Linked DNA regions of Homo sapiens: region 2 is linked to region 1. The links are chromatin contacts, found by Hi-C or POLR2A ChIA-PET in ENCODE. All regions are on one chromosome and are shown on one strand. Each heading gives the region's core, a stretch centred on a gene start or an enhancer-like site at or near the end of the contact. The rest is flanking DNA. Distances are from core to core; before and after follow the strand shown.

Region 1 (3,200 bases), core at 204-2,703:
GAGGGGTGCAGCTTTGAGTTTTTTGATACTTTGTTAGTGTTTGTTCAAGTGTTTATAGATCAAGGTCGAGCCCCAGTAGAGAAGAGGGCTCAGGGGAGTCTGCTAGTTTGGTCAAGAAGAGAATCTTTGTGGGGACAATGGTTGTTGCTAAAAGAAACTAGGACAAGTCTAATAGAAATTGTATAAAGGGTATTCACATGTAATATACTTCTTGCTTCTGATGTGTACATTTTCATAACTCTGAAAATGTCTCTGTAAGTTTGTGTATTGATAGGGCACGTGGATTAGGCCCTGAGAGTTAAGGCCCTTTAAGCAAATGCTTGGGTCCTTGATCTAATACTACTGGGAGGAGGAAGCACAGGTGAAATTGAGAAAGCCCCAAGCACCATTATGTGCTCATAGCTTAAAACACAACAGCAAAACATGGAGCATTTCTATGTTGAAGCTTGGTTAAAAGGCAACGGCAGGCCAAACCCAGTTATTACAGCAAATATGTACTGCAAATCTATCTGCCTTCAATTGGTTGAAGTTACAGGAAAATATATTCCCTCATTCCCTAACCCCCCAAACCCCTTGCAAAACACATCCCACAAATTCCCATCCCCAACAGCAAAGTCATGGGCCATGAACTGCGATGTTAGCCTTTCTCTAAAGAATCTGCTCCTGGCTCCTGACAGAGTTTGGAAGTCATCCTCTGGCCCCATTCTTCGCTGGGAATGAGCGCCATCAGCCTGTGCACACACTTGGCCTGCACATCACCCTGGAGACTCAGAACCTGGCTTCAGAAGAGTGGGAGGGGCAGAAGACGGAAGCAGAAAGCAGGGGCGAGGGCAAGAACCCCCTGGAGCTGATTGCTGCTCTGTGAACGCACCAAGGTCAGGGGAAGGAAATCTTCAATAGTCGACAGCCTCAGGTAGAAATGGAGAGCTGGCCACCTCTAGGGAGCGGCTGTCAGTGAAGAAGGGTGAGCGGGAACCCCTGACCTCCTCACAGCGCCCGGAGACATTGCTCTTCTCTCCTACTCTCCTGTCCGCTATTTCAACCACACACACACACACACACACACACCCTGCAGTAAAAGAGTTGATGCTTTCCTATGGGAACTCTCTGGTTGAAATCCTAAAGGCAAGTGAAAGGGCTTTTTAAAACCAATCCCAATGATCCGTTTGAGGGAAAAGAAATAAGGCAATGTTTGGAATAGCATCTCCAGCACTGATGGGAGTAAGTGGTACCAATGAAGTGAAATCCTCAGCTGTCAGTCCTGGGCTTCTCTACCAGGGGAAACAATGAGAAATGTTTTTTGTTACCTCGCCTTTGTTCGTTGGAAATTTGATCAGAATTCCCATGTCTGCTATTTTCCTTCTGTACGCTTAACCAAATGCAAAGTCTCAGGCTCACGCTAGAGGTCGCTGTTGATCACATCCGAACCTCACCTCCCAACGCAGGCAGGAGAGGCAGGCTCACCGCCGCACGTCTTCACTGCAGTGGGAACAGCCTGCAGGCTTTGGTGGCAGGAAGATCAGTTTGGCCACACCCGGTTCAGGTACAGCGCATCGGCCTGCGAGGACGTTGCTTTTTATTTCACAGACAAAAGTATAAAACGAGGATAAAGCAGATAATTAAAGGTGCTTCAAATTAATTTGAATTTTTTTAAGTACTGCATAATTTATGACGTTTCAACACTTCCCTTCCCCTCCCTGTCTGACCCCCCAACCATATCACTTCTTCCCCCACTTCCATTAAGCAGTTTGAGGAGTGTACAATATGAAGGACTTGAATAAAAGCCCAGGCTTAAATATGGACCATACCTGCAGTTAGCCGCTATCACTGACACCACTGGGCTTGTATCCTTCCCAGCTGGTTCTACGCCCAGAATATAAAACAGCTAAGAAATAAAATGACAAGACAACAGGGCCGATAACATTGTAAGCAATTACAGCCTCTCTTGATGCTGAGAATCCTAAAGACGCCACCCAAAAAGCAGTATTCTAATCGAAGGCCATTATTAATGAACCAGATCTCTGCTTGGCTGACTCCTATTCTTCCTCTCCTAATTATATTCATCTGCTCCTTCTTTGGTCCTAACTTTGGAAATTGCTTTCAGCACAGACCAATCCCAAAGGCGAGCTGGAAGCCAGAGCTGAAATAAAAGTCGGCGGTATTATCATTTTGAGGCAAGTCACGAAGTATTTATTGTTTGCTGCATTTCCACTTCTGCCCTTGACTCTAGACCCAAAGTAGAATTGCAGTGGTGATGCAGTGACATCATACACGCAGACACCGGTGCAAAGCAGTGTCTCATTCAACATTAAGATTGTGGCACTGACGGCAAGGCTTAGAAAAATTCCCAAAAGATAGGGTCCAGAGCACTGGTGTCAACTAAAAAAGGTTTATTGGTAAAGAGTGTGGCTTTGACAACCCCCGACATGGGAAGAGAGCAGAGGCTGCAACAGCCTAGCAGGGGCCAGGATGCAGCCACGACCGTGGCTTCTGTGAGGAGGCTTATTACATGAAAGCAGCCGAGAACTTATTACGAGAGGCAGCCTACACTTGGGTCCCAGGCGGAGGTGCTGTCACTGAGTAGGATGAGAGGAAAGGAACCTCTAACAGTGTTATAGCAGGAGGGACATGGCATAGGTGTAGTTTAGAGGGAAGGAATCTGACTGTACATATTTATTTATTTATTTATTTAGAAGGAGTCTCTCTCTCTTGCCCAGGGTGGAGGGCAGTGGTGCGATCTCAGCTCACTGCAACCTTTGCCTCCCAGGTGCAAACTTTGCCTCCCAGATTCAACCTGGGAGGTACAACCTCAGCCTCCCAAGTAGCTGGGATTACAGGCACCCACCACCGTGCCTGGCCTAACTTTTGTATTTTTAATAGAGGGGTGTTTCACCATGTTGCCCAGGCTGGTCTTGAATTGCCGACCTCAGGTGATCCACCTGCCCCAGCCTCCCAAAGTGCTGGGATTACCGGCGTGACCCACTGTGCCCAGCCCACCTTTTTAATATTGTGGTAAAATATACTGCTATGTTCTGAATGTTTGTGCTTCCCCCAGATTCATATGTTGAAACCTGATCCTCCAATGTGATGGCATTAATTTGGGGAGGTGACTCAGTCATGAGGGCAGAGCCTTCATGAATGGGATTAGTGCCCATATAAAAGAAGCCAGAGGGAGCTTGTTGTCCTTCTGCCATGTGAGG
Region 2 (3,200 bases), core at 372-2,871, 44 kb after region 1:
CACCTAGTGACCTCATTTGTCTCTATGTGGACTTATCACTGAAGCTTCTTGGATTTTCTCACAGAAGTGTGAGTTCCAAGAAGAGAGAAATAAAAGTTGCCAGTCTTCTCAAAGGACAGGCCTGGAATTGTCACTTCTATTGTGTTGAACAGTACCAGGGCTAGCCAGAATTCCAAAATAGACTTCTCTCATTCAGGGAGAGTGACAAAGAATTTTTGGCCATCTTTAACCCCTACACCGGCCCTTTGAACTGCATAACCAACCTGTAGCCCATTTGATTCTTTAGAAACGGTGGTGTGCTGGTACTATTTTAACAACTGCCTGGAGGGAAGCAGGGAATGGGAATTGATTTATAGTATTTGCCAATTTCCATGGAGTACATTCTCTCATCATGGCTGATTTGAGGCTACCAACATGACATCACTGAACACAGAACCGGGAAGAAAGGCACCCAATCTGTTCTTTCAAGTCAGTACAAGCTTGCTCCAGAAACAATGCTGATCCATTGAGAAGGAAACTTCTGCACGGTGTCCAGGCAATAAATGTTTATTGAGGACCTACTATGTACTGGGCATTAGGAACACAGAAGTGGCCAAAACAGATCCAAAAGTCCTGCACTCAAGAGGCTTGATCCTAATAAGGGAGTCAGATAATAGGTAACAAAGTACACACCATAATGATATGTGCTATTAAGAAAAAATAAAACAGGGCAGAGTAGAGAGGGATGAAGGATACTCTTTGAAGATAGGGTAATCAGAGAAGGCCTTTCTGAAAAGAAGACATTTAAGTAGGATAGCAACCGATAGTCAGTTGAAGCTAACTAGATGCTAACTCCCTTAAAGCACTTGCTGTGTGCCAGGCACTCCTTTTATCAGATTACACCTATTAATTCATGAAATAAATTTCATAAGAAAATTTCCTAAATTTCCAAAACATGCTAGGGTTAAAGCCAGACTGAGCACATGACACATTTAACTCAATAAAAAATAATAATGTTACAGCCATCCAAACATATGTCTAGGTTCAGAAAAAAAAAAAGTTGAAAGGGGCAGGAAATTTGGAAAGGCAATGCAGAAAGACAAAAGCAGACCTTCCCACATTCTCGGGAAGTATGTGATTTGGACTCTCATCCAAGCTCATCCTCTGGCAGAGAAACCAGTTATGAAAGGACAACCTAAAAAGAGAGTGAGGAAGTGAACTTACACATGTGTGATTCAGCAGTTTCAGGGAGAGTTTACAAACTGTCTTTAAATATGATGTTCACTATTTGGCCAACAAGGATGGAGACCTTACAGAGCCATGCCCAAGAAACCCGCCTTAAACATGTGATGTGTTTTATGATCCAGGCACTTTCACATTTATCCTCAACAGCCACCCTGTGAAGCAGCTAGGGCAAGAAATAGCCTCTTTTCACAGATGAGGAATCTTGGACTCAGTCAACGAGAGAGTCAGGCTCTAAATCAAATTAATTCAATAAATATGTCTTCAGTGCCTGCAATGGACCAGGCATGATGCAGAAGCTGGGGGTGAAACTGTTCTTCCCCATCATTTATCCACTGCCCTGGGAACATGGGGAATGTGGTGCCACACCCTCACGGGCTCCCCTACACATGGACAGGAGTAGCACACCCTGAGTGATTCATTTTTCAGGCAGAGGAGGATGCCAGGGAGAGGTAGGGCCCTTCCCTTGTGTAGTAGTGGATGTTGAACCTCACACACTTCTGCCTTAGCCCCCTCCCTCAGCAAGAGCAGAGACAAGCCACTCCCAACATTTCACTTGCCCCATCTGTAAAACAACTTCAAAACTAATTTCCCTTATAACTAAAAATCTTTCTAAAATGCTATACCAAAAACAACGATTTCATAATCACCATTTCTGGGATCCTGAGAGACCTCCCCCTAAATACCTGCTGTTGTTGCTCTCAATCAAATGTGTCAGAGCTGGAGCAGGAAAGAAGAGCCGCTCCCTGGCAGAGCCCCTGGGGCTGATGAAAGCTTTGACTCAGTGGGTCAGAGGGATGCATCCCCAGGGAAAGCATCTAAGAGCACTGAGTTGAACCAGGTGTCAGAACTCCCGTTCAGCCTTTTAAATGATTAAGGGGAGGCTGTGATCAGCAGAGTGAAGGGCTGCTGAAAGATCAAAGGCACCAGAGAGCAAGAGACAACCCAAGTCGGCCGTGAATAAGAAATTGTTTTCTTCCTTAAGGAGCAAAACATGCTAGGGTTAAAGCCAGACTGAGCACGTTCAGGCTACAGCAGATACAGCAGGAAATATTTATGTGTATGTGGAGCTGGTAGAGGGGTGGAAGAAAAAATTAGTCTATATAGTCCATAAACATTAATCTCCTCTGGAACTGTGAAGAAAATGATTGGAATTAGGGTCTCTATTTTTTAAAAGAACTGATGTTAGAGGAGGTAAATGTTGAAAGACTCTAAGTAGATGAACAGAAGCAAAAAAATAAAAATCCCAAATATTTTATTCTCTGGTCTAGCCATCAAAGAATGTATCCTTTATCTTAAAAGATGGTTATCTAGTTGCTTTAAAGCCTGGGGAAAGATCTGAAAATGGCAAAATGCCTAATATATAGACTCTCTTGGGAAAAGAGGAGGGGAGATAAGAGGTTTTCCTATCAATGGAATACCAAGATTGACTTTCAGCTAGGAATCCAGCCAATTTATTACTTCTTTCCCATTGTGAAGAAATACTATAAACGGACACAATAAGCTCCAAAGAAACTGGCTGGAGGAAAAGAAAAAAAAAATCAAAACCCAAGTGTAGAAAGACAGGCAAGTAGGATCAATTTGCTGGGTTCTATCCAAGTCCACCTAATTATTGCAGGAGGCTTGGCTGGCAGCTTGACATCAGGCAGGCGGTCCTCAGGTTCCCGGGCCCGGCCGGCAACTTCCTACCTGCACTGGGTGGGTAACAGGGCAGCGCATCAACCTCCTACAAGTGCTCGGGTTTTCTGTTTCTGTGCCCCAGGGAGAGCCCTCCCAAAACCTAAGTACATTCTACTTTTTAGAATTGCTCCTTCAGGAGAATGGCCAAGACCCGGTGGCTTTTTTTTCCTGCTTAGGTGCAGCTACACACAGTCCTTTCTCCCCCTCCTTGGCCTTGTCCTCTTTCTTTTTCCACTGACCCCACCCAGAAAAGACTGTATTTCATTGTCTCTAACTAACTGAGTTACGCTTTCCACACC

Evidence for each region. A loop is a pair of places that touch in the nucleus more often than their neighbours do. ChIA-PET counts read pairs that join two places held with the same protein, here RNA polymerase II (POLR2A). Pooled maps may share reads with other maps.
Region 2: a loop to region 1 is called in a map of mammary epithelial cell, with 3 times the contacts of the local background. The contact joins two enhancer-like sites. A Hi-C loop is called at or near these places in 7 of 168 maps with a recorded cell type or tissue (CD14-positive monocyte, CD4-positive, alpha-beta T cell, CD8-positive, alpha-beta T cell and 3 more), 2 of 37 single-sample maps with no recorded cell type and 6 of 50 pooled maps. POLR2A ChIA-PET finds 5 or more read pairs at or near these places in 8 of 52 experiments (CD4-positive, alpha-beta T cell, CD4-positive, alpha-beta memory T cell, HEK293 and 5 more).

The regions. Positions count from the first base shown.
Region 1 is chr6:111,995,529-111,998,728 of GRCh38, reverse strand. No RefSeq gene overlaps it. Among named protein-coding and RNA genes, the nearest start is that of CCN6, 57 kb to the left of the region's middle. Within about 2 kb of position 1,453, at least 5 of the 41 ENCODE cell types and tissues checked have a DNase peak (open chromatin) inside an H3K27ac peak, as active enhancers do.
Region 2 is chr6:111,951,337-111,954,536 of GRCh38, reverse strand. No RefSeq gene overlaps it. Among named protein-coding and RNA genes, the nearest start is that of LINC02527, 44 kb to the right of the region's middle. Within about 2 kb of position 1,621, at least 4 of the 41 ENCODE cell types and tissues checked have a DNase peak (open chromatin) inside an H3K27ac peak, as active enhancers do.